Regions from separate parts of the Homo sapiens genome. Here all the other regions are linked to region 3. A link is a contact called in ENCODE Hi-C or POLR2A ChIA-PET data. All regions are on one chromosome and are shown on one strand. The core of a region is the stretch at or near the end of the contact, and the rest is flanking DNA. Distances in the headings are between cores, read along the strand shown. Region 1 holds the start of ABTB1 (ankyrin repeat and BTB domain containing 1). Region 2 holds the start of PLXNA1 (plexin A1). Region 3 holds the start of SEC22A (SEC22 homolog A, vesicle trafficking protein). Region 4 holds the start of TMEM39A (transmembrane protein 39A).

Evidence for each region. Hi-C counts contacts between places; a loop is a spot of excess contacts on that map. ChIA-PET counts read pairs that join two places held with the same protein, here RNA polymerase II (POLR2A). Pooled maps may share reads with other maps.
Region 1: a loop to region 3 is called in a map of CD8-positive, alpha-beta T cell, with 7 times the contacts of the local background. The contact joins the promoter of ABTB1 here to the promoter of SEC22A in region 3. A Hi-C loop is called at or near these places in 2 of 168 maps with a recorded cell type or tissue (CD8-positive, alpha-beta T cell and naive thymus-derived CD4-positive, alpha-beta T cell) and 6 of 50 pooled maps.
Region 2: a map of CD8-positive, alpha-beta T cell shows a loop between it and region 3 (7-fold over the local background). The contact joins the promoter of PLXNA1 here to the promoter of SEC22A in region 3. A Hi-C loop is called at or near these places in 2 of 168 maps with a recorded cell type or tissue (CD8-positive, alpha-beta T cell and naive thymus-derived CD4-positive, alpha-beta T cell) and 6 of 50 pooled maps.
Region 4: a map of CD8-positive, alpha-beta T cell shows a loop between it and region 3 (6-fold over the local background). The contact joins the promoter of TMEM39A here to the promoter of SEC22A in region 3. A Hi-C loop is called at or near these places in 1 of 168 maps with a recorded cell type or tissue (CD8-positive, alpha-beta T cell) and 6 of 50 pooled maps. POLR2A ChIA-PET finds 5 or more read pairs at or near these places in 1 of 52 experiments (naive thymus-derived CD4-positive, alpha-beta T cell).

What each region holds. Positions count from the first base shown.
Region 1 is chr3:127,670,928-127,674,336 of GRCh38, forward strand. It overlaps ABTB1 (ankyrin repeat and BTB domain containing 1), which reads left to right and starts at 2,025. Exons shown (of 12, transcript NM_172027.3): 1 at 2,025-2,154. The coding sequence starts at 2,099. PODXL2 (podocalyxin like 2) reads left to right here. Exons shown (of 8, transcript NM_015720.4): 7 at 507-686; 8 at 1,341-1,875. The coding sequence ends at 1,553. RefSeq lists silencers at 1,307-1,386, 1,397-1,996, 2,137-2,396.
Region 2 is chr3:126,981,640-126,984,907 of GRCh38, forward strand. It overlaps PLXNA1 (plexin A1), which reads left to right and starts at 1,476. Exons shown (of 32, transcript NM_032242.4): 1 at 1,476-1,648. RefSeq lists enhancers at 232-281, 542-871 and silencers at 922-1,141, 1,242-1,471, 2,487-2,566.
Region 3 is chr3:123,199,633-123,203,247 of GRCh38, forward strand. It overlaps SEC22A (SEC22 homolog A, vesicle trafficking protein), which reads left to right and starts at 2,311. Exons shown (of 7, transcript NM_012430.5): 1 at 2,311-2,354. RefSeq lists enhancers at 1,868-2,017, 2,028-2,107, 2,348-2,397.
Region 4 is chr3:119,461,470-119,464,946 of GRCh38, forward strand. It overlaps TMEM39A (transmembrane protein 39A), which reads right to left and starts at 2,146. Exons shown (of 9, transcript NM_018266.3): 1 at 1,867-2,146; 2 at 493-679. The coding sequence starts at 605. RefSeq lists enhancers at 1,817-2,306, 2,337-2,396.

The sequences.
Region 1 (3,409 bases), core at 775-3,274, 4.5 Mb after region 3:
CCCCATGTGGCCTGCATGCCCTCAGTATCCCTCCCTGCACCGGCCCTGGCATCAGGAAGCTGACTGGTCCACCCCTCCCCACCGAGGTGGAAGCGGTTGTATGGTGGAGGATGTGTGGGGGGCTCACATCTCCTGTCTCTCTAACTAGTTAGGATAGGTGTGGGCACTCTCTCTAGTTGGATGGTGTCCAGCAGCATGGGTCCACTCTCACTGGAGGCCTAGGGCCACAGTGAGCTCAGACTCAGCGGCTGGGGCAGAAGCTATGGTGGGATGTGAAGGAGGCTGGGAACATGGGCATGGGGTGGAGAGGCCTCCAGGTGTACTGAGGCAAACGGGATGGGCATGGGGTAGAGGCAAGCCCAGGCGCCAGGGAACTTCAGGAGCCGGGAGTGCCAGCACCTTCTAAGCCTGCTCCCCCATCCCCACCCGAGCCCAATGCAACCACCCCAGAGGAGCCATGGCACCCCAGGACCTCAGCTGAGGAAACTGGCCCCTCCCACCCCTAGATTGGCATCCAGAACTATTCCACAACCAGCAGCTGCCAGGCGCGGGCCAGCCAGGTGCGCAGCGACTACGGCACGCTCTTCGTGGTGCTGGTGGTCATTGGGGCCATCTGCATCATCATCATTGCGCTTGGCCTGCTCTACAACTGCTGGCAGCGCCGGCTGCCCAAGCTCAAGCACGTGGTGAGTGTGGGGACAGGTGGGGCTGGGGGCCAGTTGAGAGGAGAGTGCCCATCGATAGGTGTCCTCATCTGCAAGGGGAGGCAGTGACTCTCCTGGGCGCACAGGGTCCCGTGGGTGAAGCAGCTGGTCAGCCTAGCACTGCTGACTGCTCTGCAGGGCACCAGCCCCAGGACAGGTGCCAGAGGTGCAGGGAGTGAGGGGGCTGCTAGCCCCACCAGGGGGCCCCTCCCTGGCACCACCAGCCCCTTTCCGGCGCAGGCACTGCAGGGCCTGAGCACCTGAATACCTCACCAGAGGCAGGCCCTGCGTTGGTGGTGCCCAAGGATCAAGGAGAGGCTCCAGCAGCCTAGAGGCCTCCCCAGGAGGAAGCGAGCAGAGCCCTAGCGATGCTCCCTGCCCACCTCGCAAGTGGAGTCTTCTTAGGGGGCTGTTGGGGGATCGATGACGTCAGGGAGGCCACGGGGCTTTGTAGTGCCAACGACTAGTAGGTTTATTTTGAGAAAGGAGTTGAGCTGCAGCAACAGAAAAGAAGGATCTGGCACCTGTGGAGGGTGCCGCGGGAACCCCCTGGGTGGGGTTGCACAGACGGCCGCGGGCCTGGCGCTGTCCGGGGGCTGGCTCGCTCGCCCATGGCCTCTCCCCACCCCGCCTCAGTCGCACGGCGAGGAGCTGCGCTTCGTGGAGAACGGCTGCCACGACAACCCCACGCTGGACGTGGCCAGCGACAGCCAGTCGGAGATGCAGGAGAAGCACCCCAGCCTGAACGGCGGCGGGGCCCTCAACGGCCCGGGGAGCTGGGGGGCGCTCATGGGGGGCAAGCGGGACCCCGAGGACTCGGACGTGTTCGAGGAGGACACGCACCTGTGAGCGCAGCCGAGGCGCAGGCCGAGTGGGCCGCCAGGACCAAGCGAGGTGGACCCCGAAACGGACGGCCCGGAGCCCGCACCAGCCCCGCGCCTACCCGGGCCGCCCCCGCGGCCTGGCCCTCGGCGCGGGCTCCTTCCCGCTTCCCCCGACTTCACACGGCGGCTTCGGACCAACTCCCTCACTCCCGCCCGAGGGGCAGGCCTCAAAGCCCGCCTTGGCCCCGCTTTCCCGCCCCTGAACCCCGGCCCCGCGGGCGGCGGGCGGCGCTTCCTGCGCCCCGGGACTCAATTAAACCCGCCCGGAGACCACGCCGGGCCCAGCGCGTCTGCCTTCTTGACTCATTCTTATTTCCGGGGTTGGGGCGGGGCGGGGCGGGCGGGGCACCCCGGGGCAGGGGCGGGGCCGCGGGGCGGGGAGGCCGGGGCGGGCGGGTCCTCCGGACGCCGCTGCAGAGCGGGGCGGGGCGGGGCTGAGCGTGTTTACATCCGCCGGGTGCGCGGCTTCGCCGCCCGAGGTCGTTCGGCTCGGGTACCATCCTCCGCGCCATGGACACCAGCGACCTGTTCGCCAGCTGCAGGAAGGGGGATGTGGGCCGAGTGCGGTGAGGACCTCGCAGTCCCGGGGAGGGTGCGGGAGGTGGCCGCCCTCGGAACGCCTCGGGCCCTGGGACGGGCGGCTGGGCGGCCGCGGAGAGGCGGGCGCCTCTGCCGGGTCACAGCCCTCGGAGCGCCCCCGCGGGGCAGACCACCCGGACCCCCGCCGCAGCCCCCCAGCGGAAGCGCGCTGGGGCGGGGACACTGATGGCCATTGACCCCCGGAGGGCTTCCTGTAAGAAGGGACTGCTCAGCGGAGGCCCGAAGGCGCAGAAGTGGGCGGAGAGAAGGCGGGCCACTGTTCGCCCTGGTAGGGCCCGGACGTCAGACCCCCCGGGCGCAGGGCGCGGGTATAGGCCTGGGACTCCAGACGTGGCCCCTTTCTCTCGTGCTCTCTGGACCTGGCGCGGGGAACACCTAGAGCCCATAATCGGCCTCCGGTCCCTGAGGATTCGGAAACTCCTGACGCAGCTAAAGTGAATCTGGCGCTGAGATGCCCCCTCCATGGGCCGGACGCGGAGGGAAGGGGTGCCCAGTTGGGTTCTGGGGCCCTTCCCCTCCTTGGGCTTCCACTATCCCGTTTGACCTCCTTTTTTCTTGGCCCTTCCTCCCCCTTGACCTGGTGCTGACTGACTGCTTCCACCTCCCCTGGGCTGGCGCCGGGCTGCTGTACTCCCGTAGCCTCCCTGGGCCGCTCCCTGACATCCCGTGCCACTCAAGAGTTAGTGCATAGTGTCAACGCTGAGTGGGTTCACAGCACTTCCAGGTGCAGCCTGGAGGCCTCCTTTGGGCTGCCCCCGCCTCAGTGGGGCTGCATTAGCATTGGCGACTCCCCTCGCTCACCTTCCGCATCCCATCAGTTGCTGTATCCCGCGACTCCTGCCTCCTAGAATTGTGTGCCCTCCACACCATCAGGAGGCCTGCAGCAGCTTTTTCCCGGGCTCCCTGCTTCTAACAGGGCCAGCTTCTTCCTGCAGTAGAGAGCTCTGGTGGGAGTGAAGGCTCCATCACCTCCTCTCCCAAACGCTGAAAGGCCAAAGGTCCAGCCTCGGCACTGGCTCTGGCTTCTGTCCCTGTAGCCCATCGTCCCCCAGCACTGATAGCACACAGTGTCTGCCTGTTCGACCCCACCTCCACATCCTTGCCTGCACTTTGCCTTGAGTGCCTCTCCTGCTCTGGTCTGCCTGTCACCTGCCCTCACCTGGGGGAGGCTTCCCCATACCAAAAGGGATGTTTTCTCTCCGTTCCTTTCCACGGGCCTTC
Region 2 (3,268 bases), core at 226-2,725, 3.8 Mb after region 3:
TTCCACACTCCTGCTAAGCTGCTGGGAGTGTAAACTGGGGCTGTCACTTGGGAAGACGGTTTTGCTGTATCTCCTGAAGCTAGACAAATCCTACCCCGTGACCCTGCAGACCGTCCCTGGATCTAAAGGTGCCCACCGAGAGGCACACACAGGATGCTCATCACAGCTTTGCTCATCATGGCTCCAGATAGGCGACAATCCCATGTCCATCGGCAGGAGAATGGGCGAGCAGGAGCCCAACAAAACAGGCTGCGAAGACGATGCCTGCGAGCAGCTGCCCTGTGCCCTCACCACACAGAGCAGACAGAGCAAACAGCACAGGCTGAGTGACCCCGTTTCTGTAATGCCCAGAACAAGCCACCCAAAACAGCGTCCCATTCTGGGGTGCAAATATAAGAGGTCACACCCAAAGAAAAGCACTTAAAGATGAACACAAAAATGAGGGTTGTGGCTGCTCCTGGGGAGGGAGGAGCGGGGTGAGACGCGGAGGGACACCTGGGCCCGGTATGAGTCCATTCCCTTTCCCTGTTAACCATGTGAACTGTAGAGAGTTCCTCTTCTGTAGGGGTGACGTGATTCACACAGCAAAAACCGCACCCCTCAGGCTACAGATGGGGGCCAAGTCCCCAGCCGGGACTCAGCCCTCCCACGACGGGGTTTTCCTGGCCCATCTGCTCTGTTATCGATGCTCCTGTTGCCGGCTTCCCCTTCCTTGGCCTGGTTGCGTCCACCGGGAGGCCCTCCCGGATGCCTCCTGCCTGGGAGTGGCGGTTGTGAGTACAGTAACTGAGTGCTGGGTGTCTGCCCCTCAGCCTTGCCATGCAGGCTGGGGGTATTGCCTGGACAGCTCTGGCCCGTCACCCTGGATTCTGCAGCCCCACACCTCACACCGTGTAGATCCGCTGCCCCACGCTACAGCCGGAGTTCGCGTCTCGCCACGCCTCTGCCGCGGGACTTTCCTCCCTGGGCTGCGTCCCCAGCCGGGAATGCGCCACCAGCCTGGGGCCTGCAGGGGGCGCCCGGGCTCCCCGCGCAGGTGCCCGCCCATCTGACAGAGCGGAACGCGCGAGGCCGAGAGCTGGGAACACCCGGCCCCGCAAGGTCTGGGAACTGCGATTGCCTCCTTCAGCCTCAGTTTCCCCCCCCGTGAAAGGAGGCCATGCTCCTAGCCTGGGCACACTGAGCCAGGCCCTGTTCCTGGGGTCGCGGGCTAGCCCGCTCGAGAGCGGGGGGCTCCCGGAACTGCCCGCGCGGCCCCGGCGCCCAGAGAGTTGAGGCGGGCAGCCGTATCGCCCTTTGAAGACGCGCGGTGGGCCCCTGCAGGCGCGCGGCGCGGGGCAGAGCGCCCTCTGGAGGCCGCCGCCGGCCCCGCCCCCGCCCCGCCCCCGGGCTCTGGGCGGCGCATGCGCGCGGCGCGGGGCTCCGCGGGCGGCGAGAGCGAGGCCGGTCCGCAGCCGCGCGGCGCTCGGCGCCCCATTCATGCTGGGCATCGGCTGCGCGGCCACGCAGCGGAGCCCGGGCGCGGCGGCGGCCTCGGCCTGGGCGGCCTACGCGGCTTCGGCGGCCCCGCGGCGGGGCGGACGGCGGCGGCGGCGCGGGCGGCTGGGCGCGGCGATGGCCGGCGGCGGGGCGCGCCCCGGGGCGGCGGGTGAGTCGGGGCGCAACTTTCCCCGCGGCGCGGGACGGTGGGCGGGGGCCGGGCCGGGCTGGGGTCCGGGGCCGGGCGGCCCGTGGGTGGGCGCGGGGCGGCCTCCGGCGGCGGCCCTCTCGTGAGGCGGCAGGCAGGGGGTGTGCGCGGGGACTGCGGCGCGCGTGGGGACTGCGGCGCGCGTGTCCGCGGCCCGCGTGTCCCTGCGGCTCCGGCCCAGGCGTCCGCGTGTGTCCGGGCGCGGTCGCGGCGCCGACGCGGAGAGACCGCACCCCCGTGCGGCGGGGCTGGGACCGCGGCCCGGGATCCAGCGCCGCGGCCTCCCCCGCCCCCCGGCCGGGCCCGCCGAGCCCCGCGGCAGCTCCGGGGTGGCGGGGGGCGGGCGCTGCCCCTCCACGGAGGCTGGGGAGAAAGTTTGCGGCGGCCCCGCGGGGAGGCCCCTGCGGTGTCCAGGCCCGTCCCGGCCGCTGGACCTCGGCTCAGACCTCTGGCCGCGGGCGAGGACGGGGTGGCCAGGCCCGGATAGGGATCGGAGCCTCCCAGCAGGGCCGCGGGGGCCGGAGGAGGTCGTGCAGGCTAAGCCCCCGGCCGGCCCTGGGGCGCGGGGTGGAAGTTGGAGCGGCTTCCCGACCACAGCTGCCACCGCTCCCACTGGCCCGGAGTGCGGGGAGGTGGGCTCTGGGTGCCGCCCAGGAGGCCGCCCCGCTCGGGCCTCCTTGGCCTCCCCCTCTCGGGGCCTCTCCAGGGTCAGCCGCTTCTCCCGGAGGCTTCCGATTGCTTCCTGGATAGTCCCGGGCCTGATGTGCGGCGAAGCTGGAGGCAGCGGGCCGATCCCGGGCTGCCAGGGGAAGGGGGAGTGGGGACTCCAGGGAGGCCCCTCGGTCGGCGTGAGGTCCCAGGTGCAGCCCTGGAAAGGAGGGGAGGGGCTCCGAGGGGCGGCCCCGGGCGGCGATCTGCCCCAGGCTCCTGTGTGGGGTTCTGGGGCCACGCCCCTTGAAAGAAAGGGGTGTGTGTGCCGGGGAGGGGACGTGGTCGAGCCTCTGTCCCCTCAGCGCGGCTCCTGTGGCTCAGGCTGCTCCGTGCTGCCCCATCTCCTTTCACACGTAGCCGGTTTGGGGGTCGGTGCAGGGATGGGGCGCAGTTTCTGCTCCCCGGGCCCTTGAGGAGCTTGCCTCAGGTCCCCTCGATTTCCTGCGGCTTGGGGTGTGCGGCAGAGGCCAGGTGCTGCACCAGGGGCACCAAGATGCTGCCCGGCCCTTGAGGAGCACCCAGCCCCCTGCCAGAGGCAGGCATGTGAACCAGTGATTCGCTGCAGGGCCAGGCTTCCATTCCTGGGGGGTGCCAGTGGGGCCCAGGAAGGGCGTTTTGGGCAGAGGACAGCATGGGCGGAGGCCTGGGTTTGTGGCCTCAGTGTGTGCTCTGGGGGTGGGGGACACATGAGGTGCCTGTGGACAAAGCAGACAGCCCTTTGCTGGACTCCTGGCCCCCCAAGGTCGTTGCCTGCCTGTTTTGAGCCCCCAGGAAAGCCCCCGTGCACAGAGCAGCTTAGAGCAGCTGGCCGGGAGGAGCGGGTGCCCCAGGGGAAGGCCTGCAAAGGTAGGCACTTTTTCTCAGGAGCAG
Region 3 (3,615 bases), core at 1,061-3,560:
GAGGGTTTGGCCATGTTGCCCAGGCTGGTCTTGAACTCCTGAGCTCAAGTAATCTGTCTGTCTCGGCCTCCTTGGCCTCCCAAAATGCTGTGTTGGGATTACAGGTGTGAGCAAGCCACCATATCCAGTCCAGTGAATCTTCATTAATTGAAAACACCATGTAATCAACACCTGGATCAATAAGAACATTACTAGATCTCCAGTAGCCCCTTATTGCTCCTTTCTAATTATTAACACTAATAATTATAACTTATTGGTTACCCTTGGGTAACCAATATTTTACTTCTATTACCTTATATGATTTTTTATTTTGAACATTATGTAAATGGAATCATATAGTAATCTTTTTTGTGTCTGACTTATTTCACTCAATTTTTATGATTGTGAAATTCATGCATGCTTTGCATATGGTTGTAGATTATTGTCTTTCCTGTATAGTATTCTACTATGTGAATATTCTTCTTCCTTTTTTTTTTTTTTTTTTTTTGAGAAGGAGTCTTGCTCTGTTGCCTAGGCTGGAGTTCAGCGGCATGATCTTGGCTCACTGCAACCTCTGCCTCCCAGTTTAAGCAATTCTCCTACCTCAGCCTCCCAAGTAGCTGGGATTACAGATGCCTACAACCATGCCTGGCTAATTTTTTTGTATTTTAGTTGAGATGGGGTTTCACCATGTTGGCCAGGCTGGTCTCGAACTCCCAACCTCAAGTGATCCACCCCCGCCCCCGGCCTCCCAAAGTGCTGGGATTACAGGCGTGAGCCATCGCGCCTGGTCAGAATATTCTAAAATTTATTTATTTCATGAACATTCTTATACATATGTTTTCTGGTGAATATATGAATACATTTATGTTGAGTATATATCTAGGACAAAATTTATGTTAGTTCAGGCCTTTCTTCTGAACTCTAGACCTACATATCCAAATCTACTTGACATCTCCATTTATAGGCATTTCAAATTTAACATATTCCAAACCATTTGCTCCTCTTTCTGTGTTCCATGAGTCAGTAAATGGCTTCTTAATCCATCTAGTTACTTAAGGAGTCATCCTTAATATTCCTTTTTGTTGACCCTTCCCGGCAAACCAATCCGTTATGAAGTCCCTTGGATACCATTTCTAATTTATACATATCTTGAAATTATCTACCTCTTTCTGTCTCTAACTCCCATTACACTAGTTCAAGCCCCATCATTTCTGGCTTTGCCTGACGCAACTGCCTCCAAATGGCTTTCCAGCAGCCCTTCTTGCCCTTTTCCACACTATTCTCCACAAACAGCCTGAGTGATTCTTAAATATGCAAATAGGATCCTACTTAATAGTCTTTATTAGCTGCCCATTGACCTTGGGCTGAGATGAGACAAGGGCCAGACCATGCTGACTCTTATTGGCCACATTACAGATTTCAGGCTGTATTTTGGAAGATATCTTAAGGTCAACGGGCAAAGTTTCTCCTTGCTCCCTACACTCCATCCACACTGACTCCCTTTTAGTTCCTAGAGCACAAGAAGTTCTTTCATGCCCCGACAACCTCACACAATATTTCCTTGGCGGGGAACATTCTCTAAGGCTCTTCAATATGCCTGCCGCTTAAAAGGCACTTATTCAGAAGTCTTTTCCCTGATAGTCCAAAATTAATTGATCATTGCACCCACTAATTTTCCCTCCCAATACTGACAATTTGTAGTTCTGTAACTATTTATGCTTTAATATCTCTTGCTCCAATTACTCCTTAAATTCCATCAAGTGTTATGTCCACTCCTGTAACCCCGTGCTTAACACGGTGCTTGGCACATGGTAAACAGTCAGGAAATGCCTGTTTAATAATGCATGACCGATGCGAAGGCTGGAAGGGGTCGCAGGGTCAGCATCTGGCACTTCTCTGCCATGGTTAGTTTCCTTCTTGTGTGTGGGAATAGACGGGGCCAGGTCTTCTCCTTGCTCACCCAGAGGGGGCTTTTCTCCCTGTCCCCTTTATAAGTGTCTGCTGTAGGGCCGCGTGTGAGAGACAAAATGCCTGCAGAAACAGGGCGGCGAGCGGAAGAGATTGGCCCTATTTCTGAAGTCAACGTAGTTCTGTCATCAGAGGATGCTGTACTTTTCTGGCGCAGGTGCGAGAGAAGCTGCCAATCTCTCCTGGAGCGGGTGGGACTAAGGAGGGCCCCGGGAGCTGGGGGGTTGTTGTGTCCTTCCTGCAGAACCCGATTGGCCTGGGTGAGCTGAGGGAACGGGGGCGTGGTTTGATTCCGCGGGCGCGAGCCACGTTGGACGCGCCGCAGCGTCGCCGAAAGGTCCCTCCCAGGCCCCACAATGCACTTCGGGGCGCGTCACTCGGAGCGGCGGGTCCCGTCTCGACAGGTACTCCCCGGCCCCTCCCAGTCCTCTTCTTCCTTTCTTAGGGGTCGTTCGAATCCCTGCCGGCCTCTCCCCTCCCGCTCCCTGCCTCTCGCCACAGCCTCGGCCTTCGCCCTCGGGATTGAAGACCTACCCCACGGGCAGGAGCCAAGTCCGTGCCTTTGGGATGGGAGTCGGGGCCGCGGAGCTCTGGAGGGACGGGCAAGCGGGGACCCCGTCCCCTTCGACTTGAGGGTTCTCTGGGGCCAGGCGGGCGGCGGTTGCGCCTCGTCTGAGCCGCCTCGGGTGTTGGGCAGCCAGGAAAGGAGTGTTTGAAGGGGAGGGACAGTCGCACTTGGCTGTCAGCATGGTGGTGGGGATTCCCTGGCGCCCAGGTGTCAGAAACACGGTGATCTACCTGTGTAGGTGGCCCATGAGAGCTTGAGGTGGCATTTCCTATTTCTTTTAGGCAGAATGGGACTTGAACCAGTGTCTTACTTTACGTTTTGTGGGGATGGAGTGAGCCCTGAGCCCAGATATTTGCCCGCGTTGGCTCACGGAAATCTCTTGAGACCCTGTCTCAAGAGTCACTTTGGGAACGATGTGGCAGAAGGGAGACCTGAGCAATTGGCTCGGCAAGTGGAGGAGGCTTCCAAAAGAAAAGGACAAGCCCCAGCTGGCTTGAATCTCTCTGCCAGTGAAGACAGCTTAAGATAATTTTTCCCTGCTGCTTAGTTTCCTGGATCATCCACCTGGGGCAGGGGGCGAGCTTGAGAACCAGTCCCTCCTATGCCTATTCAGCCAAGGCAAAGCCTAGCCCAGAGCAAAAGTATCAGCCACCAGACTGGAGATGTTGGGATCTTCAGTCAGGGGAACAGCCACTTTTCAAACTCTGAATCACTTTCCATGTTACTGATATTTGCTTACATGCTAAGATTGTAAGGAATCAGGCAATGCCTTAAACGGTACCTACAATTTCTGATATATTAAGGTTCATTCAGTATTTGACTCTGACACCTGTGACCATATCCTAAAGTAATGGGACATTCGGGTATTTCCTATGTTGAAAACCATCACATCTGTTTAGTGCCTTTTTTTTTTTTTTTTTTTTTTTTTTTTTTTTTTGCGTGCAACTGGTTAAAATCGAAGTATATCTTATGTTGGTATATGAAAGAGGCCTAGGTCTTATCACAGGGGTGCCTGTGACCTTCCTTGAGTGTCTCACAGAGTTGTTAGAATTGGGCCTGAGTTTAAATCCCTACTTTGTCACCTACTCGTTTAGGGA
Region 4 (3,477 bases), core at 896-3,395, 3.7 Mb before region 3:
CTTCATTAGGTAAAAGTATCTCTTTGAACTGCTACATTATCAAACCTCCTGATGGCATGGGCTAACCCAGCTAAAAAACAGCTAACATTTATTAAGACCAAACAATTTTTTGACAATTTAAAATCCTTGATGGAATTTGACTTATAATTTGCCCTCTAAAAAAAGAATGCTTATAAGTAGATAAACCATCACACTTACCTTGTATTTTCATTCACTTCTCCCTTCTTCTAATAGATAAAAAGGGGATAACAAGAATTTAGATGATCAGCCAAAATAAAGAATGGGACTGCTTTCACTTTGTGGGCCCCATTTCACATCTTTTTACCTCCAAAGTATTTTGGAATTCTGAATTTTGTCTTGAAGGGCAGGATTTCTACCACAGTGTCAAGAATAAATCTCAATAAGCAAATATCTGAATGACATGATGACTTTTATGTTAGTCTTACTGATCAAAGGACATTAAAATTATATATAGCCTTATTTTTTCTTTACCTGTTTCTCAAGCCTGTTCCATTGCCACAGCCTCCACCAACCAAAGTCTGCAAAGAAGGTAAAGCTGAACGGCTTAGCTGTTGCCGACTAGGGCCCCTCCTTCCACCGGGCATGTCCAGGAACCAGTCTGCTTCCAGTGCCACCTGTAGTTGCAACCCAGGTTAATGGTTGTCAACCAGTTTCAACTCTGAACGACAACAAAAACATTTAAACATCAGTAGACTATTTTTAAAGTAGGCAACAAAACAACGACAAACACTGAGTAAGCAGGCCTTACAAAATAAGATTTTCAAACGAATGTTCCCAGTGTCTACTACTTACGTTATTCGAATTAAAGGACTACTCAGACTCTAATGGGTCAAAAGCCTAAGTTCTGATCTAAGCTCTGTTCAGCTTTAGGCAAGTGATGATTTGTGTCTTTTGTCAACTGATTTGTATCATCTGTAAGATATTATAATCAAATAGAAGTTTACAAGAAACATCACACCTTATACATTTCCAGCTCAATGTTTCACACTTAAACTACTTGAAATATAGAAGAATTGGCACTTTATAAAACATTAGGTTTTGTTATCAAGGGATATGGCTTGTGAGCTCAGATGGTCACATATTATCTGACCTTATCCGGATAAGTTAACTTCTGAGTGTGTTCTTCTGAGTGTGTTTCTTCAAGGGGGGGGGGCGGGGGGGGGGAGTGTCCCCTGTTCTGCAGAGGTTGTCAGGACTGAGGAAGTGGAATGAAAGGGTACCAGTAGTTCTTTTAACAGTTTAAAAGTAAAACTGTTCGAGTGGTATCTCTATATGTTAGGGTTAAAATATTGAAAGAAACTCTTCAAGGGGATGCCCGCTCCAGAAAAGCTGGTGTAAAATCATACAGAAATTACTGAAACTGCAAGATTAAGAAGCAAGTAAAAGATAAAGATCCTCACTGGAAAAAAAAAAAAAAGCTCTTTTCATCATTCTACGGCAAAAATCATGATTCTGTCAACATGGATACCAATGTTTCCTAAACAATACAACTAAAACCCAAGGATGACACTGGAAAAAACCCGTGTTTTCAAATGCTCCCTATTCCTAACAGCCTTCGGCTGTAAACTAACCCCAAGTCAAACAAAGCATTCAAACCGCTGGATGCAGGGGCTGCTGGTCCTTGCTCCATTAACAAGCAAAGGGAAAGAAAAGTGCAGGGAAAAAACTGGGACGGAAGAGGTGAGAGTATGCGGTGTGGTGGACTGCAGGAGACCACAAACTTCAACAGACTGGTCCCTAAGAGAAGTCGGCAGAAAGGTAGACAAAGCAGTCTCCGCCGCACACCCAAGAGGGCCGAGGCAGGTCCAGGACAGCCGGACCTTGGGGCAGCTCAGTAATACTCACGCATGGAAGAGTCCCAGCCGGTGGGGCGGGGTCCCTAGAAAGCGGCGACAACTTTACAGACTGGACCCCAGGTAAGGGAACTCCCTCCCAGCGTTGGAACGCTGCAAACCAGCTGCTTGGACGCAGGCAGCCCCCGCCTAGAGAATCAAGAAAAGGTGTCCAGGCTTCGGGCTGCCAGACTCAGACCCAGACTCCGACGCAGTTCCAGTGCCAGAGCTAAAGCTAGAGCCAGAGCCTGATACTTCAGCACCCATCCCTAGCCTCCATTACCGCGGAGCTGAGCAGACGTGGCAGCGCACGGCGATGACGTCAGCTACGCGACCGCGGTCTGCCCCAGCCGCGAGTGCGTCCCCGGAATCAGCCGGCACGACAACCCCTACCATTTGCACCTGCGCAGTGGGGCGCGCCTTCTCCTCTTAACTCGCGGTCCCGCCCCTTCCGGCCAGTGTTGGCCAAAGCATTTCCTCTTTCGGCCTCAGTCAGCTAGCGGCTGCTAGGTGCGGGCACCATGCTACTGATCCTTCTTGCTGTCTCTTGGACTCCATGTAGTAACCATGTACAAGTTATCACCGCCATTTTACAGATGAGTGTAGATTAGGAGGTGTCACCTAGGGTCACGTTACTGCTAAGTGAGGGAGCCCAAGTCATGAAGTCATGCGTCAGCATCCAACCCTGCGCTTATTGTTTGCTAAGAACTAGACAGATGCTGTGGTTACAAAGCGAATACCACAAAAGCTCAGAGTCTAGTGGAAGAGAGGCGACACTAAGAAAATACAGTAATTACCATTTGTTACAATATTAAAAGTGTGTCCAAGGTCCAGAGATAGCATGTAACACTAACGAATTCTGTGGGATGGTGGTGATGTCAATACCAAGAAAAGCTTTGCAGAGAGCTTGGGGTTTCAGCCAAGACTCCACAAAGGCATAGGGGCTTTGTGGGAGAATGGCAGTCCTCCTGGAGAAGTGGCAGATAAAAAGGTAAAGATCTGTGAGCAACGTCATCTTGAGTTCAGGAATTGACAATAGTTTGGTATTAGAAGAAGATAAGAGTGTCAAAAGGAGCATTTGTGTAATCTTTCACTCCAGAGATTTTAATCTCCTTAATAGAAAGTTGTTTGTATTGATTGAATGATTAACCTTTATTAAGAATTTTGTTGTGTCAGGCACTGGATTAGTAGCTTTACACATTTCATTTAAATCTCACATTTTGATAGCTTCTACTATGGTTATTATTTTACAGAAGAAACTGAAGTTAAGAGAAGTTAAGTAGCTTGTTGAAAATAGCCTGCCTGGCCAGGCAGGGTGGCTCATGACTGTAATTCCAACACTGGGAGGCCAAGGCAGGAGGATCACTTGAGCCCAAGAGTTTGAGACCACCCTGAGCAATATAGTGGAACCTTGTCTCTATGAAAAAAGTAAAAAAATAAATCGGGCATGGTGGCTCACACCTGTAGTCCCAGCTACTTGGGAGGCTGAGGTGGGAGGATCACTTGAGCCCTGGAGGTCAAGTTTGCAGTGAGCCGAGATTGTGCCACTGCACTCCAGCCTGGGCAACAGAGAGAGACCCTGTCTCAAAAATAATAATAATAATAATAGAAAAAAAAGAAAATA